Linked DNA regions of Homo sapiens: all the other regions are linked to region 1. A link is a loop called in an ENCODE intact Hi-C map of the cell type or tissue named here. Cell type or tissue: psoas muscle. All regions are shown on one strand. Region 1 overlaps KCNV2 (potassium voltage-gated channel modifier subfamily V member 2). Region 2 overlaps LOC107987043 (a long non-coding RNA gene). Region 3 overlaps LOC101930053 (a long non-coding RNA gene). Region 4 overlaps VLDLR (very low density lipoprotein receptor).

Evidence for each region. A loop is a pair of places that touch in the nucleus more often than their neighbours do. Peaks named below come from ENCODE experiments on the same cell type or tissue, not always from the same donor. Only the 100,000 strongest peaks of a DNase experiment are listed, where the experiment ranks them.
Region 2: a loop joins it to region 1, with 4 times the contacts of the local background. A loop is called at or near these places in 13 of 110 quality-filtered maps.
Region 3: it touches region 1 in a loop (2.1-fold over the local background); 7 of 110 quality-filtered maps call a loop at or near these places.
Region 4: it touches region 1 in a loop (5-fold over the local background); 25 of 110 quality-filtered maps call a loop at or near these places.

The regions. Positions count from the first base shown.
Region 1 is chr9:2,723,992-2,731,991 of GRCh38, reverse strand. KCNV2 (potassium voltage-gated channel modifier subfamily V member 2) reads right to left here. Exons shown (of 2, transcript NM_133497.4): 2 at 1,955-2,546. The coding sequence ends at 2,265. Among named protein-coding and RNA genes, the nearest start is that of KCNV2, 10 kb to the right of the region's middle. RefSeq lists a silencer at 4,329-4,623. In psoas muscle, a CTCF peak has its summit at 3,707 (motif pointing right); no DNase peak of the experiment used is centred here; H3K27ac peaks cover 1,169 bases.
Region 2 is chr9:2,223,997-2,231,996 of GRCh38, reverse strand. LOC107987043 (a long non-coding RNA gene) reads left to right here. Exons shown (of 5, transcript XR_007061395.1): 2 at 1,309-1,416. It also overlaps the pseudogene RN7SL592P. Among named protein-coding and RNA genes, the nearest start is that of SMARCA2, 210 kb to the right of the region's middle. In psoas muscle, a CTCF peak has its summit at 3,702 (motif pointing left); a DNase peak (open chromatin) is centred at 3,696; H3K27ac peaks cover 443 bases.
Region 3 is chr9:2,461,236-2,469,235 of GRCh38, reverse strand. The region is part of intron 2 of LOC101930053 (a long non-coding RNA gene); the gene reads left to right. Among named protein-coding and RNA genes, the nearest start is that of VLDLR, 160 kb to the left of the region's middle. In psoas muscle, no CTCF peak of the experiment used is centred here; no DNase peak of the experiment used is centred here.
Region 4 is chr9:2,625,478-2,633,477 of GRCh38, reverse strand. All of the region lies in intron 1 of VLDLR (very low density lipoprotein receptor), which reads right to left. Among named protein-coding and RNA genes, the nearest start is that of VLDLR-AS1, 7.1 kb to the right of the region's middle. In psoas muscle, no CTCF peak of the experiment used is centred here; no DNase peak of the experiment used is centred here; H3K27ac peaks cover 5,963 bases.

The DNA.
Region 1 (8,000 bases):
TGCACATGCCTTGATTTTGGGATTCCCAGACTCCAGAACTGTGAGCAGTAAGTGTCTGTTCATTGAAAATTACCCAGCCTGTAATATTCTGTTTTAGCAGTACAGAGTAAGACACTCCAGGCATCCTGTATTTTATCTGGCAACCTTAGGACAGTAGGGCTTCTGTTCACCCTTCAGAGGCCAGGTCACTGCTGATGATAAGAACACTTGGGAGTAAGGGGGAGTGGGATCTAAATAGAGTTTTCCAGTTATAGCCTCCTTTCATAATCCTAGCTCCTTATGGGAGGGCAGAGCAAAGTGATTTAGACCCCTGGCTCTCAACATGTGTTCCCTCACACAAGCGCCATCAGCATCACCTGGAACTTGTCAGAAATGCAAATCCTTGAGCTCCTTCCCAAGCCTACTGATTGATACCCCAGGGACAGGGCCCAGCATGCTTGGCTTTAACAAGCCGTCCAGGTGATGCTGATGATACAAGTTTAGCCCTCCATCAAGAGCCCTGGGGATCAGACAGACCTGGGCTTGAACCCCAGTCCCACTGTTTACTGGCTGTGTGAACGTAGTGGAATTACTTAACTTCTCCAAGCTTCCATTTCTTCCTAAATTAAAAAGTAATCCAATACCTTATTTAGGGATGTATTAAATATTAAAGTTATATGCTACATATACAGTCCAAATTGCCTCTCATTGTAGGCAACTATTCTTATTTTTTTCTCTCTCTGTTGCTTGAATCAGCAGTTTATTCTTATGACACAAGTATAGGTCCAGCCATGCCCCGAGACAAATTTGAGGGTCTGCATTGGCAAGCTCCAGTTACAGGGCAATCTTTGTGTGCTCAGTTCAAAGGAGTCTTTAATTCTCAACACTTCCATTTCCAATAGTCCCAAGGAAGGACAAAGAAATGAAGAGGAAAAGGTTACAGGGAGAGAAAGGACCCATTTCCTGTGGGCACTGGTTCTCTAATCCACCAACAGTGAGAGTGGAGGGCCACACTGATTTAATTACTTTTGCCCACAGCAATTGTTCAGGAGGTGGGCTATTTTTTTTTCTTCCTTTTGTGGAAAAGAGAAAAAGGAGGCCTGAGTCAGTAAGGACAGTATGGGGGCTCCTTCTAATGGGGGAGGATTAGTACATTTAGGCATGTTTCACAAGTCCAATCTGGGGGCTCCCATATTAAATCTAGACAAGAGTTTCTCCAGTTTGGCACTATTGACATTTTGGGTCAGATAATTCTTTGTTATGGGGGCTGTCCTTTGCCTTGTAGGATGTTTAGCAACATCCTCGGCCCCTAGCTCCTAGATGCCAGAAGTCTCCCTTATTGCCCCTCACGGTATTGGCAATCAAAACCATCTCTAGGCATTAGCTGGCCTCTGAGGAATGAATTTGCCTTTGAGAACCACTGGTCTAGAGATTTCACTAGATAACATCCACTTAAACAATTTTAATACCTATCATTTATTGAGCGTTTACACATATCTGTTATCCCCAGACTCATTTTACAAGGCAGGTGGTTTTATTTATTTATTTATTTATTTATTTATTTGAGGCAGGGTCTTACTCTGCCATCTAGATTGGAGTGCAGTAATGTGGTTATAGCTTACTCTAACCTCAAACTCCTGGGCTCAAGTGATCTCACCTCAGTCTTCCAAGTAGCTGGGACTACAGGTGTGGGCCAGCACACCCAGATAATTCTTAATAAGTTTTTGTAGAGGCAGGGTCTCACTATATTGCTCAGCCTGGCAGGGTAAGTATTGCCTACATTTCACAGTTGAAGAAACTGAGGCTTAAAGGGTTAGAGTCGCTTGCCTAAAAGCATACAGCTGGTAGCTCTGGGATTCTGACTAAGGTTGGTCTAACTCCAAAGCTTGTATAATTTCTGCTGTAACCCTCCCTCCCTCTGGAAAGTTAAGAATTTTAGAAAAATTTAAAGTAAAAAAAATTTTCTCAAGTCAACTCAAGTCCAAAAATATTTATTGAGCTAGATGCCACGAGAAGCTACAAGAAAAATCTAAGCTGTTGCTCCCCTCAGGTTTTCAATATCAACGTCATTGAGAAGGTCAGATGTTTCACACAACACAGAGCAACTATGAGACATTCTGAGTTTGGGCCAAAATGAGTATTTCTAGAGGCAGTACTTTGTGAACGAAATGGCCTTTGTGTATGTCTGCTTCACATTTCCTTTTGCTGCCAATCATAATGATTAAAAAAAGAGCAATGAAGCCTTGAAGTTCATGGAATCTACCAGCCACATGTCCTATAAAATACTAATTCTCTTGTCTTGGGGTGAGCTGTGGGTTGCTTCCAAGCAAACACTCAGCTATCTTCTTTCTGGCTCTCTGCATGAAGTTCACCTCTCCCCTCTCCCTGCGTATGGTGGTATACTCATAAGCCTTCAGCTTGCTGTAGTAATCAGAAAACTTGTTGTAGAGGATGGAAATGGGCATCCCGTTGAGAATGATCCCAAAAGCAATGCAGAGGAAGGCAAAAAACCTGCCCAGGTGGGTCTCTGGGTACATGTCTCCGTAGCCCACGGTGGAGATGCTCACCTGTAGAGGAAGGAAAGCAGGATGGAATTGTTAGCACTAAGATCGGGGAGGAGAAGAAAGGGAGAGGAGCAAGCAGGGAAGCGTCCTCCCTGTGGGTACACATGGGAAGTGTAATGGCTTCCCACGGAGCCTGCTTTAGGAGGTACCAGGAAGACTCCCTCTAGGACCTGTGTCATGAAAAGAACAGAAGCTATGGATGGAGCTGAAAGACTTTGGCTGAAATCCTGACTACGACTCATGCATGTTTGAATGTAAGATATGGGAGGAGGAGGTAATACCTACTTGAAATGGTTGCTGTAAAGAGCATTTAAAATAGTATGTTAAGTACCTGATGTAGAACGTGCTCAGTAAATGATCTTTGCCTCCCTAACTCAGCTGGCACCAGATTCAGGAAAGCAGGTCCCTGGGTTTGCCTGTACACTGTATGTATTGGAAAAATCTTGGGCTTAGAACAGTCAGACCTGGGTTCAAGTCCTGACTCTGAACCTTTCCAGTTGAGTGACCTGGGGCAAAACCTTCAGACTCTCTCTCTCTCTTTTTCTTTTTTTCTTTTTTTTTTTTTTTATTTAAAACAGGAGAAAACCATCTAACTCTTAGGATTCTTGTGAAGGCTAAATAAGAAAATGAATATAAAGCACTGAACACAGTACCAGGCATACAAAAGGCATGAAACTCCTCCATTGTCTTCCTCTCATCTTTAAAATGAAGACAGTTATAACACTTTTCAAAGTTGTTACGTAGTTCAAATGAGAGACTTTATGTGAAGGTGCTTTAATTGCAGATGTCTGGAGAAACACTCTCATTATTTTGTAAAGGGACTTTTGTAAGACATCACTCACCAAAAATATGTTCACCCCTGCATGAAATACTTCCCATTACTCTTGTCATACTGATTTAAATCCCACTAATTGGAGACTTATTTAGGTTAACAAGCTTCTGTTTTAAAATGCAGATACCATGGGACTAGTTATCAGTTACCAGAGAAAACCCTGTGAAAATTCCTTGGGGACTGTTTTTTATGCCTCATGTACTCCCTCTGATCCCCAGAGTATTGGCTAAATTACTAGAAGCCTTTTAAGCAGAGCTGTTGGTCACAGTTGTAAACATTTTTGCGTTGCACTACTCCAGGGGGGCACTCTTTGCTTTGTGTATTTGGGTAGTTGTTGCCATAATTTTCCAGCAGACGGCAGTAAAGCATATGGTCATCTTGTTGATCCGTGCTGAGGTGGCCGTTAGCTTAGCAGTGTAAATATTTTTGTTTTGATGATGTAAGGGTTAGTTTGAACCTGGAATAGTGCAGTTGACTGATTAGAATGAAATGGAGAAGTGAGCCAGCTGCACAAAACTGAGGGCACTGATGAGAACCACAGCTCCATCCAGCCCACGAAAAAAGGAAGGGTATGCCTCCTTTTTGAGGCTGATGATGCACCTCCTGTCACTCACTGCCCTGTCTCTTGTGAGAGGTCATGCAGCCTTTTTCTGCAGAGTCAAAATACAAGCAGGCATCCAAGAGAGGTAATGTGGTGTAGATAAGCTGAAGGAAACGGACTACAGTAGACTTGTGGGTCTGAATCCACTTCCCAGCTGAATAAGTTGGGCAGATCACCTAAATTCTCTTGGCCTCAGTTTCTACTTTTGAAATGTGTGGTATCTACCTCACAGAGTTGTTATAGGAATTGAAGGAGTGCCTGGCACAGGGTGTGTAAGCAATAATATTATTATATATATATCATGTATGCAATCCCAGGGTCCCCCATGCTGAAGCTGGCCTCCACTGAGAAGAGGCAAAGACCAACATTTATTGAGTGCATTCTACACCAGCAACTCTATATACGTTATGCTTATCAGACCCTCAGGCTGTGGAAACAAGCTCCTCCCTGACTCTGCCCTCTGGCTCCAGTAGAGAATATCCTTCTCCCAACTTCTGGACCAAGGGGTGATGTGAGGCAGTGATAAAGTGAGATTGTGGGTTAATCTCAAAGTCCTCTTGGTTGCATGAGTGGGTGTGTCTTTTTTTTATTTAAGTTCTAGGGTACATGTGCACAACGTGCAGGTTAGTTACATATGTATACATGTGCCATGTTGGTGTGCTGCACCCAGTAACTTGTCATTTAACGTTAGGTATATCTCCAAATGCTACCCCTCCCCCCTCCCCCACCCCACAACAGGCCCTGGTGTGTGATGTTCCCCTTCCTGTGTCCGGGTGTGTGTTTCTTGTCATTGACCACACCAAAAGTCAAAGAACCCCAGGCTGATCTCTCTCCAGTTGTGTGAGCTGAACAATAGCTTTCATTTGTCACTAACACCATGACTCACACCTCTGGATGAAAGTTTAGTCAACCTTCCCTGGAGGAGGCCTAAAGGGAGTTTGGATTTAGGAGTGAGTGACAGGAAGGGGTAGTTTAGAACAGCGGTCCCCAACCTCTTTGGCACCAGGGACCGGTTTTGTGGACGACCATTTTTCCCATGGACGGGGTTGGGGGAGGGGATGGTTTCGGGATGAAACTGCTCCATCTCAGGTTGTCAGGTATTAGTTAGATTCTCATAAGGAGCAAGCAACCTAGATCCCTCCCATGCGCAGTTAACAATAGGGTTCCCACTCCTATGAGAATCTAACGCTGTGGTTGATCTGACAGGAGGCAGAACTTAGGCGGTAATGATTGATGGCCCTCCACTCATCTCCTGCTGTGTGGCCGGGTTCCTAACAGGCCACAGACAAGTACCACTCCACAGCCCGGGATTGGGGACCCCTGGTTTAGAACATGAGACATCCACGGAAGTCCAATGCAGAGGCCTTGGAGGAAACAAGTCACTTAAGGGTTCAGGATGGCGGGGATGGGAGAGAGTAGGAAGACACTGAGGAAGAAAATAATTAAGATAAACTGCTTATTTTCAACTTTTGATCATTCTGCACACTGGCTTTGCTTCACCCTTAAGCCAAACTTCTTTTTTTTTTGGCTGAACTTTGAGTGAAAAGTCAAAAGCAAAGAGAATTGGCTTAAAGAAGAATAAATATCTGATGTGTATAATATGATCCAAATATTTTTGTATATCTTCAATCTCTATTTTTAGAGAACAGATCTCTTCTGCTAGGAGGCTATGTGTGACTGGTCCCCAATAATTTGTTGAAAATGTACAGTTAATTTATATGTTGTCTATTTCGTGAATAATTTGACTCAACAAGTGATCTGTTTCTTGTTCCTTGGCTCCAGGAGGAACTCAGGATTCCTTGGCTTTGGGGAACTTTTTTTCCACATTCCATAGGCCAAGCCATTTCTCCCTAGATGGGAATTAAAAGCTGAAGGCCCCAGACTGACCCAAGTGACCTCACAGAATGAGTTGTCACATTAGCAGGAGTTGGGTTTGGAAATGTGACCAAAATTTCCGCAATCCATCTTAATATACTGAAGAAAACTGGCTAGCTCAGCAACTCTGCAAACTGGAAGCTTAACCATTCTGCTGTAAACGTACATACTTTCCTTAGCCTTGGGTCCCAAAGCCAGAATGTGACCTTCCCCTGGCAGTTTACTCACTAAACAACAAATCCTGGCCTGCCATATATTATGAGGATAAGCATCAAATTTTTCTCCAAAACTTGAGAATACTTGGATTTCTCATTTAACAAGACAAGTTTGTTTCCCTCATAATGAACAAGGAATGGAATCAATCTTGGCACCCAGTAGTCCATGCATTCAGGAATTTATGATCCTAGGGAATAAAACTTATTTTTCAAAATAACACTCTTTCTGTTTTCCAAAGGAATTAGAGGTGGTGAAGATGGATCTTTTTTGGATAAAATTATTATAAGCCTCAATACGTGTTGTCCTTCAAAGGATCCAGCTTCAAAGGCTGTACTTACTCATGCTATTATTGCAACAAGTATATTTGGAATTCCTCTTTTGAATTATAGTCTGCACAGTAGATTCAGTAGCAGCAAGCGGTCATATCCACCTTGATGGTTTACTCTAAGTGTCGATCTTAAACTAAAGTGTCTTAACTATTTTAAAATACTGAATGTAGCCTTAAAAAGACAAAGATTTAACAACCTAGAAACAAGTGGATGTGTCACAAACTCTGAAGGTAATTCCTCAGTGGAATTCAAAGAATGTCTTGATTAGTGGAATCACTGTTAGAATGAGGTCATGGGTGACTACCTTCAGGATAATAACAACCCTCATCTGTATATTACAGTTCTGACATGTTTGTAAGTGGTACAATAAGCGGTAGGTGTGCACAGCTAAAGCAAAGCCACAAATGTAAGTTTGAGATCTATTAATCTATCCACAGAAAGGTGCGCAATAATGATGCTGTCCACACCCTCAGCTTCCCTGCATTTCTCCGTGCCCTCAATGATGCTGTCATGTTCCACTCACATCATATTGGCTAAAATGAGGAACATACTTTAAAGACATAAAAGGAGACCACTCCAAAATTGGGAATCCATAAGATAAAAAGTAGTAACAATGCCTAAGAGCCTTTACCCCGTCTATAGCTCCTGTGCTACTTCTGAAGGAGGTAGAACTCTATTACTTTCTGTGCCAGATATTTATATGTTGTCTCTTAGTCCCAAGCCTGACACCCTTCTGTATTTTATTTTATAATTCCAGAACTGGGAGTCTGCAAACTACATTTCCCAGATTCTCTTGCCCACTGTCTTCTAGTTATGTTCTGCCTATGAGAGACTGGAAGATGGTATGAGGACATAAGGGTCTCTAATCCTGCCTCTGGTTTCTGCCTTCATTCCTCCAATTGCAGCCAATAGCTATGGTTCAGGCATTTTTTGGCATTCCTGGCATCAGCCTCATGGTGCCAATTTAGGAGTCCTTGCAACAGCTACACAGAGGCCCCTCCTGTGGACTCTTAGCTTCTGGTGGCAACACCTTTTCCCATTTATTCTCCCAATTCTAGGGCCAATAGCTACTCCCTGCAATTACCAATCTCTGGATTATCTCAGTTTTCTCTTTCTGCTTTTCCAGTCTTCTTTTTTTTCTTCTTCTAGTCTTCTAACAACTATCTATTTCCTTGTATTAAATTCCCTGTTTGAAATATTCACCTTGGTATCTATTTTCCTGACTGCAACCTAATTTATTTTTCAAATGGGTTTCCTCAAAGCAATCAATGAACAAAAATAAAATAATTTCAGTGATCTTGTAAGTGCCACCTATTGGCAAGGTAATGAAAACATACCTTAGGGAAAGAAAGATGGGAGCAAGGTCTCTGGGACAAAATGGTGCCTCAACTAGAGATAAATTTTCTTTTTGAGAAGTTAGTTTTTGAAGGAGTGAGTTCATGCCGTAGTTTCCTGTTTGGTTTCTACAGCTTTAACTTGCCCTGGAAAACTCAGAAGGAAATGGTTCATTCAAAGTCTACTTACTCTTTTCTACTTGAAAACATACCCATGCCCTCCACCCCCCAACCCCCGGCAAAAAAAAAATAAGAAAAAAAAATGTGGTC
Region 2 (8,000 bases), 500 kb after region 1:
AATCAGAATCTCTGGGGGCGGGGTCTAAGAAACTGTTTTAGCAAGGCCTTCAGAGGGTTCTAAGACATTTTAAAATTTGAGAAGCCCTGATCTTATTAGCCCAAATCTCTCATCTTATAGATGACAAAACTACATCCCAAAAAGATCAATGGCTCATTCATGATCCTAGAGTGAGTAGTGATAGAGTCAGGTGGAGTGGGTAGCTGTTAATTTTACCTATTCAGTATTCGCAGCCCTTTCTTTTGGTAATAGTACCCAGATTTTGCTTGGGGTATCCTCCTTCCTCCTCCTTCTGTTCATGTGGTTTGGATGGGACTAACTGATGCTTCCAGATTCAAGGGTGAGGACATGACTCAATCTGGCCAGAGTAATTTATCCAAACTCTGACCCCAGCCTGGTCACAGACACATGGATTAGGGATGGACACATGACTACGCCAGGCCAATGAAACTGGGTTATGGGAATTTTACTGGAATCTTGAGAGAGGAGCTTTCTTTTCACTGAGACTGATAGCTATAAGCATGACATTTAAATGGCCTGTGTATCATGAAGCCCACCAAAAGAGAAGTCCCATCAGGAAGGCACTTCTGGCCTTGTTTGCCCTGCTCTGAGCTCCAAAACCTTGTTTTGAACTGTCAGCTCAACCTCAGTCAGTCCACTACATACTTAAACAACACCCAGGGGGAGACAGTGGAATGTGAGCCTCTCACTGTGTTTGGGAGTTATATGGAGTTTACTAAACATAAAGATATTCATTGAGCACTAAAAGCCAAACTCTGGGCTCTGGTAGGAATATTTCAATCCTTCTTAAATAGTAATAATTTCTAACAAATGTGGCCAAAGAGATAGTTCTGGTCCAGATTCCCCAACTAAGCAAAAGCGTGGATAACAGATATTGTGGAATTCCCTTAAACATGCTTTAGAAAGAAAGCAGTAGTTCAAAGCTTTTCTGTTAATCATTCTATGTTCAATATTAGCTAAATTACAAGAGTACTTCCAAATATCAAAATATCCTCACTTTGAAATAAAAGTCTTCAGTACTACAGCCTCCCTAATCAATAAATGGCCTGAGCTCTAGCAAGCTATCTCCCACCCTTGCTGTAAGGCTGTAAGAACACATTCATTGAGCATGATATGCCAGGTACTATGCTGAAACTTTGGTAGGTGTCATCTCGTAATCCTAGAAACAGCCCTTTGAGGGATCAATTAGCTAGTATCCTATGAGCATTCACTGTATACCAGACATTTTTAAGCACTCAACAGTGTGCTTAAACAACTAACTCATTTTATTATTTCACTTTATTACAGGGGTTACATAATTAGCAGAAGGGAGGAGCTTCAAATCCTGGCACTCTAACACAGAGATTGTTCACTTAAGACTACACAGTACTACTTATGAAAAAAAACTGGCAGAAGGTAAGACAAATGATCAACTTCCTTTTGGTGCCCTCTCCAGGTTAGTGAACCAAATAGGTTCTAGGTTAGAATCATCACCATAAAAGTAGGGGCTAACATCAGTGACGTCTAAAATTTCTTTTGGATCTATTCTACAACACTACGGATTTTTGGACATGATTTTTTTTTGCTACCTCTAAAGCAGTGAGACCCTCTGGAATTTCTGTGTAAGAGAGTTTTAGAAGTGGCAACCTGTTTGTTAGATAAAATTAGGAAACTTGAAACTACAGTTACATGGCCAGCATGCTGTATTTGGCTTATATGCTTATTCAGAGCAGATTTTAGAGGCTGGGGGTTAACAGAAATTGCTATAATGCCTCTCCCAGAAGCTACCCCTTGGTGTCTCCAGATATGAGTCATTGTTTCAGAGGTGTGGGAAAAGAAGAAACTCCTGCTTTCGGCAAACCTGTATTGGGTTTGGTCTGATATTGAAGAATTTTGCCCTTCCTAAATTGTGGAGGTCATCTCACCCTCCAGCTAAGCCAAGCAGAGGGTGACAATGAATCCATACATGACAAAGAAAGTACTCATGCTTCAGGCCTCTATCTAAGTCATTTAGCTAAATGCTTTTCCACTGGAATAAGATTTTGGACTTTATTTTAATCAGCAGGTTTTTCCTTTGAGAGGAGTTTCAAATCTCCCTCTTAGGAAGGTCATGCTTCCTTTGCCTTGCTAGGCCTCGGGATAGAAAATAGGATTCTCTGGAAAAAGCTATCACTTAGTAAATAATTGATTGGCGATTGCTTTGGATTTGATTCGCTAAGCTGAGAACCTTCGACACAAACTGTGGAGGGTTCAAGAATGAATGCAAAGTATGTGTGGTTTTTACAATTTGGTGGTCTAAGCAAGGTAGAGGATGTCTAGCAGGGCAACAGTGTTCCTTAACCTTGTTTTCTTTGGTTTAATGTTCACAAGTCATAGAATATACAAATAGAACAGTCACTAAATGCTTTTTTCCTTTGAACAAATAGTTTCAGTTCCTACAGATACCACCATTGTACTCCAGTGGCTTAAAATAGCACTGTGGTCACAATGTCAGTCCCTAGTAGACCTTCCAGTTTTTCTAGCTAGCATTTCCCTAATACCTGTGATAATGCGTCTCCCATAAGCTAACAAATTAGTTCAGGTGGAGGAATGGGGCAGGGAGACAGCTGGCTTCATGCGAAAAAGAAAATGCTTTCTAGTCCTATCCGGATGCAACAATATAGAGGAAATTACAAAGGGGTGTCTAGTTCCTGTGTGGGGCAGGAGGAACACACTTAGAAAATGTAGGAACTGTCAAAGCAAGGACTCTCTCTTAGCTGGGTGAGGTGGCTTATGCCTGTAATCCCAGCATTTGGGAGGCCAAGGCAGGGGGATTGCTTGAGCCTAGGAGTTTGAGACCAGCCTACACAACATGGAAAAACCCTGTTTCCACTAAAAATACAAAATTTAGCTGGGCATGTTGGTGCATGCCTGTAGTCCCAGCTACTCAGGAAGCTGAGGCAGGGGGATTGCTTAAGCTTAGGAGGTCAAGGCTGCAGTGAGCCGGGATTGTGCCACTGCACTCCAGCCTGGGTGACAGAGCAAGACCCTGTCTCAAAGCAAACAAACAAACCCTCCCTATCTTCAGATATGTGCCCAGTGCTGGGAATGGAAAAATGATAAGACTCAGTGCTGTTCTAATAGAGTAAATAATACTTCATAAGGTTAAAGAGGAAGTGGGTGATGCTAAGAAACTAGAGATGTAAACTACTGTTTCCCAAAAGATTAATGGTGAAGAGAAAGGTAGCTCCAGGTGAGTGCAATGTTGAGTGAAGAATTAATTTATAGTGTGTGTCTGAGGGTAAGGGTGCTTGAGCATATTAGTAAATGATAGAGCCATGTTGAGGATGAGGAGAAACCGACAGTGTCTTTCAAGGTACTTCTCCCATAGTATCAGTACATGTGTTTGCACGTTGATTTATTGGTTTATCCCATTCTCCTTACTATGCACTAGGCCAGTGCTAGACTCTGGAACAAAATGATGTCCCCTGACAACACACACAAAAAATTCACTCTCCACTCTTTCTTCTTCCCTGAACTCCTTCCCCAGAAACCACTTCCAGGTGTGCTTCTGCCTCATGCTCAGGGCCACTCAAAGCCAAGTCTTTCCAACTTTATCACTTCCTTTGTTTTGAAGAAGGGTCAGAGGAAGTGCTTTTACCATGTGTTTTGTTTCTTGTGCAAAGCCCACAGGACCTGATGGTTTGGCGCCCCCCAGGGGTACCCAATGGGCCTCTTTCCTGCTCACTAACAGATAAGGGGAACTGAGGGGCCCACGGAGGCCAGCCTGAATGATAAACTTTATGTACCCTAAATTTTCTAATATTTAGGGGTCAGGGGAAGGGGAGACTGCAGTCCCTGGAAGCTTTCTTTAGTGTAACTTGAGGCTAAGATGCCTAAGATGTGCAATGAAAACTAATTCTGCTCTGCCCTAGTCCAATGACATTGGACAAGTGGCTTAAATTTCCTCATATGTAAAACGGGGCCAATAATGGCTAATTTCAATGTTTTTGTTAGAATAAAATTAGACAGTGATTTACAGATGAACTTCAAAATGGCCCAGAGAAGATGATATGACCCATGTTTTCAGTCTCCAAAGTCCGGAGGGTCTTTGTTGTCTCAGCGAGTAAATAGAGTTGAGACCAAGCCAGTCCCACTCCTAGAGAGTTAGTCCTCATACGTAGAACTAGAGCAGATCCAGACACACTGGAATGGCTCAGAACAGGGGGCACTTGTGTTGCCAGGTGCCAAGTGGTGTTTTTATGAAATCAGGGTCCCCATGGTCAGCTGATCCCACGTGCGTGCTGATTGGCCAGCCTGTTGTCTAGATAGCAGTTCAGTTTCCATGGATCTCAACCCAGCATGATGCAATCAGTAGGGATGTGAGGCACTTGTTGTTTTGCTTTTCCCTTAGTCTTTAATCATCCAGTGGGAGTCAAAAACTCACTGCCTTGGCAAGAAACCCCAGGCTTTGTAATCAGTCCTTCCCTGAAAATCAGGTCATGGTGTTTCAAAAGACAATTTTCTGAAGGAAGATGTTTTTTAAAGAAGTGTTCAAACTTGCTGGCATTTTTACAAGGATAGTATTGATCATCCATGTCAACCTTCCTGAAGAACTGTTTGTCTGCCTTCCACTATTGCCACTTGCAGTCTGCCTTATCAAAGTAGAGGGCTAGGGTGAGACAGACCTGTGTAATGAAGAAGCCAAACAGAGATTCAGAAGTGTTAAGCCTCCCCTAGGAGAAACAAATGATCACTGGGACTTAGGCTATCTGTAGAAAAATAAGCTGTCTGCACTTACGTGTTGGTAGTTTTCATCATAAAAATCACAGAATATTAGAGCTACAAGGAGCCCTAGAGCTTTTCAGTTCATCCCCTTCATTTGATAGACATAAAAACTTACACCAGACAGGTGGAGTGATTTGCCAAGGGTTACCCAGAGAGTGAAAGCTTTAGGACTTGAACCCGTGTCTTCTAACTCTCAAGCACAAAATCCTATTCACCGCATTTGTGTTATTAGCTAGTTCTAGGAGACATGCTGAGCTTTGTAGAATGAAGGTAGAAGGACAATATTTATACACAGAGGGGCTAAGCTCAGTGAAGGTGGGTGGGAAGCATGGGGAAGTTGAGCAGGCGCCCCTTTATTAGCCCAGGAAGGGAGTCAGCCAGCAAGAAGAGCTCGCTGAGGTATGGGATGTCTCAGGGAAGGACGAAGATTGTAGCTGTAGGACTTTACTTTAGGACATTCGGAGAGGTTTTAGGACAAATTTCTGGTCAATCACATTCTATAAACCAGAAGAGGGTGGGGGCAGTGAACGTGTTTGTGTTGTACGCTTCTATAGCCCCAGCACCTGGCATACTCGTTCATTTATTTACCACGTTTACGGAACACGTATGGCTGCCGGGGAGAAAACGAGGTGCAGATATTGGCAGAGGCAGGAAACCAAATTGTACATAAATAAATGTAAAAGTTACAATGTATTCAGAAAGCAAAACTATACATTTCCACAGGTAGATAACTTACGTTGTATGTACATGTTATTTAAAAAATGAATGAGAAAAAACACACCAAACTCATTGTGGGAAGGAGACTGGGGAATCATGGTTTAAGTGAATTGCAGGAGTTTTTAAAAATAAAAATGCACTTATGTGTTAGAAATCAAAATAGTGGCCATTCCCTTTGGGAGGTGGTATAGTCACTGGAAAGGGGTGGGGGAGTTTTGATTTGAGCACTGGGTGTGTTCATCGGGTGAAAATGTATGGGGCTAAATTTTCAAGTATGACTTTTCTGTATGTGTTACATTTCCATAAAGTTTACCCAAACTGTATTCGGGTGATATTTTTTCTATTAGTATTTTTTATTATAACTTTTATTATTTATTATTTAGTATATTATAGTATACTCACTTCAGGTATACTACTTATGAAGTGGTATAATTTTATTTCAGTATGAACTTGGATTCATTATAAATATTTTATAAAAATGTGTAAAAAGAAGTATAAAATCACTAAAAATGTATAAAAAGTATAATTAAAATGTTTTTTAAAAGAAGAGAATATTGAATTATTTAAAATGCTCAATTAAAACCACAAAAGGCAGACAAAAAGTGGAAGACAAAATCGGAGCAAAGAAGAAAGGCAACGAATAGGAAATATTAACAAACATGGTAGATAACAATCCAACTATATCAATAAAGCCTTTGAATGGCAATGGACTTAATACACCAATTAAAAGACAAAAATTATTGGAACGGATCAAACCCAACTACATGTAGTCTGCAAGAAACCCACTTTATAATATAAAAACACATATAAATTAAATGTAAATACATGGAGAAAGATATGTCATGGCTGTCACTAATCAAAAAAAAGCAGAAGCACCTACATTAATTTCAGACAGAGCAGACTTCAGAGCAAGGAAAGTTATTAGAGTTAAAGATGAACATTATATCATGAGAAAGGGGCTCATTTTCCAAGAAAAGTTAATATTATAATCTTTAATGTGTGTGCTCCTAACAACAGAGTGTCAAAATATTAATATATGAGGCATAAACTGATAGAAATGCAAGGAGAAATAAATGAATCCGCTTTTATAGTTGGAGGCTTCAACACCCCTCTACCAGAAATGACCAGATCCTGCAGGCAGAAAATCAGTGAGGACAGAGCTGATCTCAATAGCACCATCAATCAGCTGGATATAATTGACATTATTGACCATTCCCTCTAACATAAGCAGAATACACATTCTTTTCAAGCTCACGTAAAACAATCACCAAAATAGGCCATATTCTGGACCATAAAATATGCCTTAACAAATTGTAAATAATAGAAATCATGCAATGTCTCCACTTGGACCCCAGTAAAAATAAACTATAAATCAATTAGAGAAAAATAGCACACAAGTTTTGAAATATTTGGAGATTACATAAAACATTTCTGAAAAACATATGGGTCAAAAATATCTCAAGAGAAATTTTAAAATATTTTGAATAAAAGGAAATTAAAATACAACTTTTCAAAAATTTTTTTTTTTTTTTTTTTTTGAGACGGAGTCTTGCTCTGTCGCCCAGGCTGGAGTGCAGTGGCGTGATCTCGGCTCACTGCAAGCTCCGCCTCCCGGGTTCACGCCATTCTCCTGCCTCAGCCTCCCGAGTAGCTGGGACTACAGGCGCCCACCACCACGCCCGGCTAATTTTTTGTATTTTTAGTAGAGACGGGGTTTCACCTTGTTAGCCAGGATGGTCTCGATCTCCTGACCTCATGATCCACCCGCCTCGGCCTCCCAAAGTGCTGGGATTACAGGCGTGAGCCACCGCACCCGGCCTCAAAATTTTTGAGATGCAATAAAAGCAGTGTTTAGGGGAAAATGTATAGCATTGAATGCACATGCTAGAAAAGAAGAAAGATCTAAAATCAAGAATCAAAGTTTCCACCTTAGCAACTAGAAAAAAGAAGAGCAAATTAAATTCAAAGTAGCGGTGCCTCACATCTGTAATCACAGCACTTTGGGAGACCAAGACAGGAGGATAGCTCAAGCCCAGGAGTTCAAGACCAGCCTGGGCAACATGGTGAAGCCCCATCTCTACAGAAAATAAAAAATTAGCCGGGTGTGGTGGCATAGGCCTGTAGTCACTGTTACTCGGGAGGCTGAGGTAAGAGGATTGCTTGAACCCGGGAGTTTGAGGCTGCAGTGAGCCATGATGATGCCACTGCACTCCAGCCTGGGTTAGAGCCTGTCTCAAAAATATTAAATTCAAAGTAAGTAGAAGAAAAGAAATAATAAAAATTAGAGCAGAAATCAATACAATTGAAAACAGGAAGTCAATAGGAAAAAATCAACAAAACAAAAAGCTGATTGTTTGAATGAAAGGATCAATGAAATAAAAAAGCCTCTTGCCAAACTAACTAAAGAGACAATAAAGATTATTAATATCAGAGATGAAATAGGGGCCATCACTACAGATTCAATGGCCACTACAAGGAAAATAAAGGGCTACTACAAATAACTTTATGTCCACAGA
Region 3 (8,000 bases), 260 kb after region 1:
TTCCTAGCAGTGCAGACTCCACGGTGGGCACTTCCACCATGACCTACAATCTTGAGGCTTCTCTTAGAACTTCGTGCTTCAGAATCACTGCAGCAGCGCCGGTTCTCCTGTACTCCTTCCTTCCTTGCCTCCTTCTTTCTTTATTTATGCTAACCAAATGCCATAGTTAACCAAGTCCTGTTCCTTGAGGATTAATTCAGATGTGTTTAGCCATTTATTTTAATATCTAATTCCATATTCTAAATAGAATACTACCTCTACGCACTTCTATTATGGTAAATAACGATTTCTCCCTTAAGTCCCGTTTTCCTCCCTTTATCCTTCCAGTTTATTACATCACAATTTTCAGGATTTGCATTATTCCAACAATGGAAATATTTTCTGCTGAGCCAAGGAGCATACTATCATTACAATTCCTTTCTTGTTCAATTATCCTTTTTCCTAGAGCTGATAGTTTACTCATTTAAAAAAATGACTTAGTTTTCTCTGTACGTGTTACTGTCTTTGCTTCCCCTAACATCCAGCAATATTCAAGACACTGTTTTCATCACAGTATCAGTGTCGCATTTAATTTTTTTATGATAACTCTATAAGGTAGGTAACTATAATCTGTATTTCACAGATGGGAAGCATGAAGCACAGAGAAATTAATTGGCTCACATAAGATGGTAAGTGGCAGAGCCAGGACTCGAACCCAGGCAGTCTGACTCCTGCACTCATGTTCCCAAGCACAAGACATACAGTATCTCAATGTATAACTACCTATATTAGCAGCTGTACCACCTAATCCAATTAGTTGAATTTTTTTTTTAATGGAGCTCTTCCTCCATATGTCTCTGGACTCTTGTATCTGTGTTGCTTGTTTTCTAAACCTGTGTACGGTTATCATATTAAGACTTATTTTCATTATTGTCCAGGGAATTTCTTTCATCTTCCTCCTGTGTTGATTCCTTATTTTCTGGATATTGTTTTGTCTTTCTTGCATTAGGTGAAGCTCATCCTTTAGAAGACTTCTTGAGAAAATGTGCATGGGTCAAGATTTCTTAAATCTTAAATGTCAGAAAACATTTGTATTTTTCCTTGCTAGTACTGAGTATTGACTGCCGTTTTATTCTTGATCATGTGTATGTGACCTACTGTTTCCTTTCTTGAAAATTTTACTGTCTTCCTGGTGTACTGAAGTTTTATGACAGAGCTGGGTCTTTTTGCATTTATTGTGCTAGTTGCTGAATAGGACTTTTCAATCTGGGGACTCACGTTCTTCAGGTCCAAAAAATTTTCCCATAATCTTTCTCTTGACATATTTTTTTCTAGATCCTATTGGTAGGATGTTGGGCCTGCTGCACTGGACTTTTAGTTTCTTCTGATTTGCCTTCTACTTTTTCTTAATGTTTTGAGATATTTCCTTACCTTTATTTTCCAAATCTTACACACACATGCACACATAATTTTAGTTATCATATTTAAATTTCTAAGAACGTTTTATTTTTTAAACAATAAGCTTCATTTATTTCTCTTTTTTTCTTACTAGCATCCTAACTTTAAGGATAAATAGCTTATCTTATACCTCTGAGATCATTAAACATAGTTTGATTAAAGTTTTCTTCTTTAGTATATTGTCTCTGTTTCTTTTGAGTTTCCTTTCTTCCTTTCTTCTGATTTGATGTCTCTGTCTTTTCTGCTGGAGGCTTTCTTGAAATGTCAGATAATTCTTGGCTATCTGTTCATATTTTAAAAGTTAGATATTAAAAAATGCCAATAGGAAGTCCTATGCAGTAGGACTTGGCTTGTTGCCTATAGGGCACACTGTGGAATAATTGGTGGAATTGGCTTCTTAATTTTGCAATCCCTATAGATCAGTACCTATAGGTCTTCATTACTAGAAACAAGCTATAGAAAGTAAAAACAAAAAAATTAAACTGCCATGGACAACCTAGTGTTTTTGTGTAAGTCTGTCTGTGGGGTAAAAGTGGATAGCTTTTGGGTGTGTACACCTCCACATTGCCTTCCATGATAAATAATAACTTTCACGTGGAGTTTACAAACCACCAGAATCACTAAGAGGACCTGTTATTTCTATGTGCCTTCATTTTTTGCTCTGTTTTTCTTCGTTGTTGTTGTTGTTGTTTTCTTATCGGACTGCTCTGCTGTTTGACAAAGAATTTTACCACATGCCAAACACAACGTTTTGGGAAAGGTCCTTATATTCCTATGTGGAATATCTCTGCGCCTGGGCATGGGGTGAGCAGGCATTTGGTGACCTCTCTGCTTATGTTGCCTGGTACCCTGAGGCGCTGGCAGAATTACTGTGAGGCCATTCACCTTGTCTCAGCCTGAAATCTACTCTGACAGGTTTATTGGCTCTTAAACATGTATCGAAGCAGAACGTCTAAACTAATATAAGGTTTCACTCATTTGCACTCTCCAGGGAGAGAAAGAGAGATGAAAACTGTGAGGGGTGAAACTCCACAGAAATGTAACTCCACCCCAACCCCATCCTTGCATATTTACCAAGAAATGGAATTTATCATTTCTTTCCTATTTTAGGTCTTTTTTCTGTCAGAGATTTTCTCAGTCCATTGGTATGTGAAAAGTACATTGAGGAAAGGTAATAAGATCATTCAATCAATAACTGCTTTATTCCTTCATAACATATTTGTTTAATAAGGGAAAATATTGAATAAGATATATAAGAAAATTGCAATCTTCTCTAGCTTTTCTAGGAAGTGGGATGGAGAAAATGGTTTGAATTTAAATAAAAGTGAATTTAGAGCAATAAGGAAAACCATGTAATGAAGATCAATACTAACATTATCTATTTTTTATTGATGAGAAAAATATAGCTTGGAGAGGTTGAATGACTAGGCACAGCTTACTCAGATGGTAAGTGGTGAAGTCACAGCTCAGTCTCAGGTTTCAGTTCCAAAGGTCATGTATTTCTATTGCACCAGTCAGTAGTCTACAAACCTGACTGACATAGCTTTCTAGCTCCACCTCCTTAGCATACTGAAATTCTTCTATGTGCTGAGGCACACAGAACTGCTGGATAAAACAAAACTATTTTGCATACGTAGCTGAAACAGAGACAGACAGGTAAACAGAAAGAAAAGAAAAAAAAAAGAGGAAATGTCCATGTGCCACAGAGAAGGAAGAATCTTATAGTCAATGTGGTAAATGCATGAGCTGATACCAGAACAGTACAGAGGATATTAGACATGGCTATAGGATCTAACAGCTATGGGTTAGGCTTTAACACACATACACAATAAAGGACTTAACCTTGGGCCTGTGAAAGGTGAGGACTTAGAACTGAAGACCTGCTTCCCTCATACAAGGGGACTACAAAACACATTGTTCGTGTACTAGAAAGCAACTGGTAAAATTCTCACTGATTAGATATCTGGATGAGAAAAAGTTCCCCACAATAAATGGAAATTTAAAAACCTGTGCTGGCTGGGCATGGTGGCTCATGCCTGTAATCCCAGAGCTTTGAGAGGCCAGGATGGGGGAATCACTTGAGGCCAGGAATTCCAGACCAGCCTGGGCAGCATAGCAAGACCCAATCTTTACAAAATCTCAGAGCTCTGAAATGCCAAAGTGGGAGTATAGCTTGAGGCAAGGAATTCAAGACCAGCCTGGGCAACACAACAAGACCCCGTCCTTACAAAATATAAAAATAAAAAAATTAACTGGTCTTGGTGGTGCACCTATAGTCTCAGCTACTTGGAAGGCTGAGGCAGGAGGATTGCTTGAGCCCAGGAGTTCAAGGCTGTAGACTTCTATGACTGAGCCACTGCACTCCAGCCTGGTGTTAGAGCAAGACTCTGTCTCTGAAAACAAATCTGTGCTGTGCATGGGTATTGAATCCAAATTTTACACTATTTGCATAGTACAGGAATCTCAAATGAATATATTAATGTAGATGTCATAATTACTTCAAGCAAGTAAAACTACTGGAGTTTCCAGAAGAATCAAATGTAAAACTTGTCTAAAATGATACTACCACATCTTAAAGTACACAGGGGTGCCACAGGGAAAAAATACTCTAGCTGAAAATAAGTTTACAATGAAAAAGAACAAACCAAAAAAAAAAAAAAAAAAAAAGATCCAAATAAGGGAGAGTCAGCAGACACATGTGAGAGAAATAGCACCCCCAAGAACCTGAGATAATGTAACAACCTAAAACTGTCTAGAAATTAAATATATTTACACTCATTAAAGAGATAAAGAGAGGAATAAAAACTCTCATGAAAAAAATAGGACTAAAAAAGAAAGGAACATCTGAAAAACAACCAAATATAACAATTCAAAATGAAAAATCATGAATAAAGTTAAACATAGTGGCCAACTTTAAAAGCAGATCAGGCATGGTTGAAGAGAGAGTTGGTGATATGAAAGTTGTATCTGAGGAAATTACCCAAACTGCTGCAGAGAAAGATAAAGAGGGCTACAATCCGAAAGGGAAATCAAGAGATATGGAAGATTAAATTAAAAGTTACAACTTAGGTCTAATGGAAATTGCAAAAGCAGAAAATGGTGAAGGGGCAATATTTTCAGCGAAAATGGCTGGGAATTTTCCAGAACTTATAAAAGGCAGAAGCAGATTGAATTTTCCAGAAATTATAAAAAGCAGAAGCAGATTCTCAGATTGAAGAAGCACACTGAGTCCTGTGCATAATATATAAATCTACAGCTAGATGCATCATATGAAGAGCAGAACAGTGAAGATAAGGGAATTCTAGTTGAAGAGCAAGTGGAGAGAAAAGACAGACAATATATGAAGGGACAATTATTAGAATAACAGGGGACATCAGCCCAATAGCGACCAGAAGACAAGTCTGACCAAACATCAGAAACACCTGAAAAGCACATTAAAATACAATGTAAAAACTCTTTTATTCCTTACCACCATGTACATAAGCACACATATATGTGCGTATACTCACACACTGATCTCAAGGCTTTAATTAAATTTACTTCCCAGCCTCTCCCATTAAAAAAATGAAGGGATAATTTCTAAAGCATTTTTTTCCCAATAATTTCTAGAGTAACCATGCTACATAGTGCCAGAAGTTGATCCCAAAAGAACAAGGAAAAGGAGTTAGTACAAACATCTTTGACCTCACAGTTCCATTTCTGCTTCCGTCTTCACTAACATATGCATGATTAGGATTGAAAGACATGTTGTTCTGGCTAGTAACTCCAGAATCCTGTGTGTTTGTATGATGAGATGAATGAATGACCCCATGCTTGTGGAACCTTTGGCAAGATATGCTTCCTATCTTACTTGATATTTCATATCAAATACAAAAGAACACCTTGTCCTGCTAGTACCAGAATTTAGTCTACTTTGCCTTTATAGACATCTGTTCTCAGACTAATGGTTGTTTATATAATTGCTATAATAAAGGATAATTCTGCATTAAAGTAATACTGGGTACAATTAGTATATTCATAATAGCCATACTTTTTGAACTAGTAGCAATATTTCCAGGAATCTATCTTAAATACCCCAAACATACACATACAAAAACCCTTTGTATTCAAAGATGTTCACTCCAGAATTATATATGACGAGCAAAACTCTGGAAGTCTCTAGAAGGGTTGGAAGGCAGTAAGATCTTGTTATATTGTTCCAGACACATATAGTAATGTATTTGTTTCTTGGCTTGAACTCCTCGAACATATACTTTGCTTTTCCCCTTTGAATAGAGAATGCTTAGATAAACAATGGTATATCCACATGACAGAACTATGCCAGTATAAAAATTATGCTTTGAACAGGCAGTTCAAAAAAAGAAGAAATAAAAATGTGCCGTATACACATAAAGAAATATCTAACCTCATTAGTAATAAAGGACATAATTTCATTGTCACCCACCAGAATACCACATAGTTTTTCTTTAATGATTAGTAATAGCCAGTGTTGGTGAAGTTGTAGAGAAATGGGTATTACTTTGCTGCTGGTAGTATAAGTTGGTATGTACTTTCCAGATAAAAACTTGAGAGTATGTAGCCAAAGCCCTAAAAATTCATGTAAATTTTTTTTTGCTGAGCGATTCCATGGGAAGTCTGTGTGTGTGTGTATGTATGTGTGTGTATTTATATTTATATATTTTAAAATTAGGACAAGAATAGCATTTCTTATATTATGAAAAATTGGGATATCTTAAGTGTCCAAAAATAGGAATTATTTAAATAAAATGTGATGCTATACAATGGGATACAGTTAGAAAAGATGTCCATAATACATAGGCAATAATAAAAATTACAAAATTAAATATAAAAAACAATAATTTTGTTAAATTGTTGACAAGAACACATAAAATGTCAAGAAAGAAATGTAGTAAGAATTGATAATGATTATCTCTGAGTAGTAGAGACAATGGTGGTTTTTATTTTCTTTGCTTTTTGCATAGCATTTTCTTTTACATTTTGCAATGAAATTGTAATATTTTAATAAAAATAAAATATAAACTTAGGTCATAACAAATTTTTAATAAGATGAGATTATGCCAATTATGGCAAAAGATAAATGTTGCTTTACAATTACAACTATGTAGGAATGTATACATTAAAATAAGGAAAGAAAGAAAAAAAGGGAGGAAGAAAGAAAAGGAATAAAGGATGAAAGGCAGGCAGGCAAGAAGACATCTCTTCCAACTTGTTTTCTTTGGCCAGTAGAATTTGGGGCAAATATTTTCAACTCTCATGAACTTTTATACTTTCTAATATATTACCAATTTTATACTTATAAAAACTAGAAATAATTTTATTTTTTAAATGTAAAATTGAACTTAATAAAGTAGCATATTTCTGTCATATTTTATTTTACCCACTTCTCTGCTGTATCAAATTTCCATTCTTAGTCCTAACATCAACTTTCTGGACTGCAACCAAGCCACCACTTTAGGAAAATTTACATAAAATATTCCTACTGAATTTATTATTTCAATCAGTGACAACGAGACTTTCTAGAATCCTCTTGTGACTCCAGCAGGGAGCTGGGCAGGATTAGACCTTGCTCATCTCCACTCAGCATTCCATCTCGGTCTCCAGAGGGGACGGAAAGCTGCTATGAGATCTTGGCACCACTTTGCAGACTCATGTTGTAGTGAATTTGCTTTTTGGCTTGAACTCCCCACACATATGCTTTCCCTTTCCGCTTTCAAGCAGAGGGCTCCTTGCCTGCACCAGTCTGGATGTCAGCAGGTGGCCTGCTGGCCCCAAAAGCTTTCTGCATGAATTACTGTGTGTGGTTTCTGCACATTGAAACTTGGCACCCACACATACACACACCTCCCTTGCTCCTTTCCCCTCTCCCCGCAACACTCTGTATTCCATTAGAAGCCATCCAGATTCTTGGCTTGGATATTGGGCCAAAGCAAGACTTTCCTCAAAGAATCACCTAGTTTCTATTTGCTAAGATACCATACCTCATTCCTGTTTCCAGACAAAGCATGCATTCTCGTCAGTTTCTAGCTTGTAGGCTCTCCTTCTCCAGTCCAGACTCCATATAACCACCAGAAAGAGTGGATCTGGTCACTCCATGTCTCTTGAATTTTCTGTAGCTCCCGTCACATTCAGGATTATGTATGTATTTCCTAGACGGTGAACAAGGTTCTTCATGATAGGATTCCAACTTATCTACTCAGCCCTCATCTTTACCACATATTTCCCACCTCTTTCTATGGCATAACAGGAGGTTTCTGGACTTGACCTGCTTTCTCACCCATCTCTGCTTTTCTACATGCTGTTCCTTCTGCCCTTGCACTTTGTGCCCTGGCCAATGCCTCCTTATCCTTCAGAAGTCCATTTGAGTGTCATTTCCACTGGAAAGCCTCGCCTGACTCCACCACCTTCCACTGTACCCCCATCCAGCCCAAGATACTCTTGTGCATAGCTCCTATGAACATGGAATAGTATTTGTCAGTCATCTCTGTCCTTCCCTGGATCCTAAGGTCCTTGCAAGAAGAGACTGGGTCTTTTTGTGGTTTTAT
Region 4 (8,000 bases), 99 kb after region 1:
CTCAGGGTTAAGGTACCTGGAAGACAACCTCCTTAAGAATGAGTTTGAAGCTACAGATTTCCTAGGCACTCAGAGTGGCCTGGGATTAAGTATGGGCATACAGTATCCCAAGGCTGATATTTACTCTACTATTGCCTTAAAGAGGGTCTCTGAATTTAGTTGTAATATACAAGCTATCAACAGTAATAAATTCTATTAAAATCCTAGCAGCTCTGCTCTAAGAGTCTATATTGAGGAGACTCAGGACAGGCATCAGCATTTTCTACTAAGAAAATATCCGAAGCCAAAAAGGAGTTTAATTTCTAGCTTTTCTTATCCGAGATATTTCCACTTTACTCAAGCTTCTGCCTGATCATCATAAAGCTGTGTTTTACTCCCTCTCTCTCAACCACACACACACACACACACACACACACACACACACACTCTCTCTCTCTCTCTCTCTCCAATAAGGAGTAGCAACAGGCATTAGGAGTACAGTGTGCTACTAAAATGTCCCTGCCTGTTTAAAAGAATGACATTGGGGTGGGGGTGGGAAGACAAGCTGGCTTTATAAAGGACTCTTTAAAGACAGGCAAATAAAGACCTTAAGCTTTATGGCTATGCCTCTTCGTTTCCTAGTTTCCTAAGCACTTTGTTTTGAGGGACTGCTACTGGGCAGAAAGTGCTCCCTAGTTCTGTTTAATTCTCTGCTTCCCACAGAGAGGGAGAGCTCAGACACTAAATCGAATGCCCAGCCCTTAGCCACCTGACTGGAACACTGTTAAGTTTTCTGTTCAAGTTTTTAAAAGGTTCTACCTATCCACCTCTGGTGCTCAGCTGGGACTGCTGCTGTGCAGAGCTCTAGGAGAACTGAAAGCACCAAATGAGTTAAGAGGCTTTTGGTTTCCAAAGCTTTGGGATTATAGGATTGTGGACCTGCAGTCTATTTCCATCCATGAAAGTTACGTCTCAAATTCAGTATTATACTTTCATAAAGGGAACAAGTTGAGCTTGAAATCATCTACACTCGAGATTCTTTTAATTCTTCAGGCTAAACTAAAGCCAATGACACCTCAAAAAATACCTTGGAAGTAGAAGTGCTAGGCATTTCTGCTCAGACAGGTGAGAAGATGGGGCAAAATGCAATTGTTAGTGGGTTCCTTAAAGCCATGAGGTTTCACAAGAATGCCTCAGGCTAGAGGGGTGGTTGAAGTGGAGGGAAAGGCCACAGTAGCAGAGGCCCTGGGTGTTCCACCTCTGCCTCTACCAAGACTTTCTTTTGAATATTGGATTTTGGTGTAAGAATTTGAAAAGGGTTCTATTAAGAAATTGTCTAGGTTTTCTTCCAGCTCTAATCCTTAGAATATCTCTGCTCCTTTGGGTGAGGGGGTTGGAAGTCGCTTGTACCTACTCACTTATGTGCCTATTTAAATTTGTAATGAATGAATTCCTGGAGCGTCAAAAAATTCTCACTTTTACTGTCACTTATATAGATGGAATCAGACTATAGAATATGCACACTAACTTCAAGGACCTATTTTCCTGGGAGCCTTGCTTCTCTAAGTAGTTAACTTTGCTACACAGACACATTGGCAGTTCACTGGCTCCAAGAAAAACAGGGTTCTTCTTGGTGGTGTTTGTATAAATTTATGAGGTACATGTAAAATTTTGTTACATGTATGTAATGAATCTATACTGATGAAATCCGAGGATTTAGGGTGTCCATCACGCGAGCACGTTTTTGTTAACTACAGTCATTGACGTTATTTCTTCTACCTTACTGTAGGTTTGTATTCTTTAACCCACTTCCTTTCATCTGCTCTCCCTTTCCCCCTACTTCTGAGTCTCTGTCATCTTTCTACCATCTACCTCCATGGAATGAAATATTTAAGCTTCCACATACGATTGAGAACATAAGATATTTGTCCTGCTGTGCCTGGCTTATTTCCCTTAGCATAATGACCTCCAATTCCATCCCCATGCTGCTGCAAATGGCATGATTTCATTCATTTTCATGGCTGAATAGTATTCCATTGTGTATATGTACCATATTTTCTTTACCCTTTCATTATTGATGGGCATTTAGGTTGATTCTGTATCTTTGTTACTGTGAATAGTGCTGCAATAAACATGCCAGTGCAGGTATCCCTTGGATATACTGATTTTTCCTTTGGGTAGATACCCAGTAGAGGGATTGCTGGATCAAATGTTAATTCCAGTTTTAGTTTTTTGGGAAATCTGCATATTGTTTTCCTTGGTGGCTGTATTAGTTTACATTCTCACCAGCAGTGTATAAGACTTCCCTTTTCTCCATATCCTCAGCAACATCTGTTGTATTTTGTCTTTTTATTAATAGCCATTCTGACTGGTATAAGATTATATGTCATTTTGGTTTTGGTTTGCATTTCTCTAATGATTAGTAATGGTAACGATTTTTTCATGTATCTGTTGGTTATTTTTATGTCCTCTTTTGAGAAATGTCTATTCATGTCCTTTCTCCACTTTTTAATGGGATTATTTTTTCCCCATTGTTTGAGTTTGTATATTCTGGATATTAGTCTCCTGTCAGATAATAGTTTGCAAATATTTTCTCCCATTCGGCAGGTTGTTCTTCACTTTGTTGATTATTTCTTTTGCTGTGCAGAAGCTTTTTAGTTTAATTAAGTCCCATTTGTCTATTTTGTTTTTGTGGCCTAAGCTTTTGAGGTCTCTTTCATAAATTCCTTGTCTAGACCAATGTCCTAGAGGGAAACTCAGGGTTTTTAATGCATATAGAAGTCAGCCGCCATTGTCTAATTTTCCCTGTAGCGGTTGACATGGAGGACTAATACATAAGCTTCAGTAAAAAACTGCATAGGCCTTCGAGTAAATACCAAGCCTTCCAAACGGACTACAAATCTCCCTATGGGGCTCCGAGCAGCACCCTGGCAGGAGCACTCCAAGATGCATGCCCAGAATATAGAGAAAGTGTCTCTGGGTACCAGGCTCAGAGCGTACTTCAGCCTGCACAGAGGCTCATGCTGCCACACTGCTGGGGCCACCAGGGCCAAGCATTTACATCTCTCATGCCCTTACTCATTGCTTGAGCATATGGGTGTTACTTGCTGGAATTCCTTCCGTCCATTTGTTTTGGCACTTCTGGGGCCACCAAGGGCATTTATTTTTAGTCTAGTTCACTTCTACTGCTTGCCACTTTAATGACAGTGTTTCTATTTGTAAGCTAAAACTCCTTTCAGGACAAGCAAATTTCTGAGTCAGCAAAAAAGTTTTCCTAAGGGGAGAAGGGTTTGTAAGAGGCAAAGTACCACAACAGGTGTTAAGGGAAATGTTCTGAGCTGTCAAGCACAAAGATTGTGCTCTGGCCTTAAAGTCAGCCTCTGAAACATTGTAAGAACCAGTTTGGGCCAGGCACGGTGGCTCATGCCTGTAATCCCAGCACTTTGGGAGGCTGAGGCGGGCAGATCACCTGAGGTCAGGGGTTCAAGACCAGCCTGGTCAACATGGTGAAACCCAGTGTCTGCTAAAAATACAAAAATTAGCCAGGCATTACACACACCTGTAATCCCAGCTCCTTGGGAGGCTGATGCAGGAGAATTGTTTGAACCTGGGAGGTAGAAGTTGCAGTGAGCCGAGATAGTGCCATTGCACTCCAGCCTGGGCAACAAGAGTGAAACTCCATCTCGAAAACAAACAAACAAACAGCAACAAAAACACTAGTTCGGGGGCCACTAAAAAGTGGTGAATATGTAGGCTAATTCTTCTGAGTCATGGAAATAAGTGAATTTTACAGTTCAATTGTCAGTTACATTCAATTTCCATTTACATCAAATTGATCTTAAGAATCATGGACATAATCAAATCGTTTTTGTTGTTGGTCAAACACTGCTCTAAGACTTCACATCTCTTAGCTTTTAAAATTCTTAATCCTGCACAGTTGGCCCTATTATTCCTCTTTTACAGATCAGGAAACCTGGTAGAGAAGGAAAGTACAGTCACTTGTCCCAGATTGCCCTGGGCAGAGCTAGGAGTTGAACCCAGGCACTGGCTCTAGATACTGTGTTACTAAGCATCAACTTAGATTTAGCCTTGTTGTTGAGATGGAGGCCTGCTTTCCTTCCTCATTCTAAGTTTTTAAAAATGTTTCTAGAATTCCTCAGCAAGTCTTCTAAAAGGATTATAGCTCTTGGTTTTCTTGTCTAGGGTTCAAGTCAGAGGAAAGGCCCTCCATCGGATATACCTTGAAAATCGTTAGCTTCTGTGAGTGGTAAACTAAGTCAGTCGTTCTCAAGCTCCCGTGTGCATCAGAATCCCCAGGAAGGCTTGTTAAAACACAGAATGCTGGGCCCCAGCCTGGATTCTGATTCAGCAGGTCTAGAACAGGGCCTAAGTTTGCATTTCTAATGAGTCAATGTTGACACATGAACTCAATTAACATTGAATTAATGTTGCCAATTTCGGTCCACACTTTGAGAACCACTGCACTAAGGTTAAGAAGCTACAGCTTCTACCCATAATGTAAGTGGCTCTTTCATTTTCAGGGTTGTAGCATATACCAATAACACCCTCATAAGGCCTAATGTTCATCACAGGAGGGACACAGGAGATAAATGCCTCTTTTACAATACACATGATAGTAACATGTGAGTAAAGCCCTCAAAACTATTTTGCAGAAAAAATTTATTTGGGTGTCTTACTAGGCAGAGGTTCTTCTAAAATCCATCCTTCCCTCCCTGTGTAGTCTATCTTTGATTGGCCCCATTACTTACTCTAAATCAGTACTCCAGAAATGAGCCCAAATTCTTCCCTGACATTTGGCCATCAATCCCTGGCTATGCCCAAGCCCTCCTCTCACCTGATGTCAATTTAAATGTCTTGTTCCTTTGCCTCCAGGCTGCCACATTCTCTACCCATATCAAGCAACCTAGTGATTCAAGCAACCTAGAATAGCCAAGAATGGGGTCATTTCTTGGCTTACCACTATCTCTAGGATTAAGTTCCCTACTAATTTCCTCAGACTTTTCCCTATTGGTCACTACCCACCATCTGCTATACGGGCTGAGCTAACAGCTCAAAGGGGACCCACTCACTTCCCCATGGCTTTGCCCTTCCTCATGGCTGCTTTGTCTCAGTTTGTTCATGTTGCCCTTGTCCACCCATTCACCAGGAGTGGGCTCAGATTGTATTCTTGAATGAGGCCTCAATGCCTTTTTTGGAAAAACTAGGTATGGTCTGGCTGCTTTCTCATAATAGTCCCTGTCACAGAGCCATCACCCAAGGAGATGAGTTCAGCTACCATTTTTCACCTTTAGACACAGAGATCCCCTAAGGCATGGGCTGCAGTTCACATTTGTAACTCAGGACCTGGTGCCTGACATCCTATATTCTCTAGGCACTAGTTGGTAGTCTTGGGTGCATGAGTTGATTTATTAGTTTACTAATAAAGCTGGTCTGAACTAAAAACTTTTGTCAAAAACATTTCCCCCAGCTTTTTCAGAACTTGAAACCAAGTGTGACTGGTTGTTTTACTAGCTAGAATACTTTGAAAGACTCTAGGTTATAAAGGTCCCTGTTCCCTAGGCCTATGAGGGTACCTTCACCTCATCTTTGTAGCAATTTTTTTTTTTTTTTTTTGAGATGGATTCTCGCACTGTAGCCCAGGCTGGAGTGCAGTGGCGTTATCTCGGCTCACTGAAATCTCTGCCACCCGGGTTCAAGCGATTCTCCTGCCTCAGCCTCCTGAGTAGCTGGGATTACAGGCTCGCACCACCACACCCAGCTAATTTTTTTGTATTTTTAGTAGAGATGGGCTTTCACTATGTTGGCCAGGCTGGTCTCGAACTCCTGACCTCGTGATCTGCCTGCCTCGGCCTCCAAAAGCACTGGGATTATAGGTTTGAGCCACCGCGCCCGGCCTCTTTGTTGCAATTTATCATTTAAAAACAGTGCATTTTCACACACTTGTCTGTCAGAATGAGTGTGTCCCTTTGGGTGTGTTGGCTTCATTTCCATGTGAAAAGAGAGGTTCCAACACCTGAGAAGGTTAGCAGCGGCTAACTGGTAAAGTTGAGTGTGATATATCAGACGCAGATTTTACTTCTGACATGTTTTAATGCTCTTTGGTAATACTGGCAGTAATCCATTGTTGCTTTAGTCATATCACTTTTGTAGGATTATCTGCAGACATAGAATTATTTCTGGCTTTTTGAAATTAAAGTCTAAGTTCTTGGTAATTTTAGGGAAACTTCATAAGCTAGAACCCAGATAGCATATGGAAATTCCAGAAATCTCCAGCTGCTATCTGCCTCTTTTATGATTAAGTCTTAAACACTGGATCTGCTCACTCCTCTTCAGAGCTTCTATTCCAAGCGGTCTTTGGCTGTTTCCTGCTTTGATTCCCCTACTAGACTAAGTGCCACAAAGGAAGGAACCAGTGCTATGGTCACTCTGTCCCCATGCCTGGTGCCATATGGTAGGTACTCAGTAGATGTACATTAAGTGGTTTCCAGAAGATGCACAAAGATGACCAACATCAATCTGCAACCTACTTAGTGAACATACAGATCAGTTAATACCTCAGATGTGGGGAAGTCTTTCTTAAGAAAATGAAAGATTAGAGGCAGTCTATAAAATAGAAACCCTGTTTACTCACAGCATGTGGGAGAACTATTAAGTTCTAACAAACTTGTGATGTAACTCACAAATGCTGTCTATCGCCGAGGCTTTGTTATGTCCCTTGGTTGGCAAATTGCAAGTCCCCCCATCCCCACCACCTCGTCTACATACATAAAGGCTCCCCAGATGGCCCCCAAGTTGGCAAAATCAGCTGCTCTAGCCAGAGGCTTCATCTTATAGTTTCCAGCATCTCTAAACTACAAAGTAGGCAAAGGATCTCTAAGCAAGCATTGAAACATTTCTAACAGAATCTCCACACTTACTCTCACAGGACCTAACAGGCATTCTCTTGCTTAGAGACTCAAAATAACTGTTGGGCCCAAGCTTTCCTAGGAGACTTCACTCAAGGGGAAAAGTATGCTAAATTTATGGTCCAGGTTGAGCATCCCTAATCCGCAATCTGAGATGCTCCAAAATCCAAAACTTTGAGTGCTGACATGATGCCGTAAGTGTGGAAATTCCACACCTGACATCACGTGACAAGTTGCAGTCAAAACTTTGTTTCTTGTATAAAATCATTAAAAATAGTCTATAAAATTACCTTCAGGCTATGTGTATAAGGTGTATGTGAAATATAAACGAATTTCATGTTTAGACTTGGGTCCCATCCCCAAGATACCTTATTATGTATGTGTGAATGTCCCAAAATCTGAAAAAATCTAAACTCTGTGGAACCCTTCTGGTTTCAAGTATTTCAGATAAAGGACACTTAACCTGTGTTATCACCTGCCATCTCATTTGGTTCCTGCAGTGCAGTTAGTGTACTTAACTAAGTGGTATTAACAGTGTTTAGAGTTTTTGTTGCAAGCCAATAGACGAACTTAGCAAAGAGACACTGATTTAGTTTGAAAAATGCAGACAGTAAAATTGAGATGATTTTTACTTAAAAGCCAGATTCGCCTATAGCTAGGTTAGACTCTGCCCCAACTCTTCAGAAAAACTATCAGTCCTCAGATTTTCTAGCCCAAAACTCTTTAGGTGGCAGAAAAAATTGTCCCTGGACTACTTACTTCCGCTTAACAAGTATATCTCGCCCATAACCTCAGCAGACAGTATTTTTGGACTGTTTGCCTTGAAAGTAGTCTATCACTCTGTTGTCCAAGTATTCTTTTGAGATTAAATTAGTAGGGACCAAACTAAGCAATTTTGAATTTATCAACTAACCATGTAGAGGGCAGTTGTATTAGCCACCACAAGGAGCTCCCTAAGGCAGGTACATTTACAACGAACATCATTATAGACCTCATCAAGCCCTTTAATACATTTAATTTCTTATAGGCTAGTATGTGAAGGTGGTTTTCCAAATGAAAGTCAGTATCCAAAGTGAATGCAATCATTACTTTAAG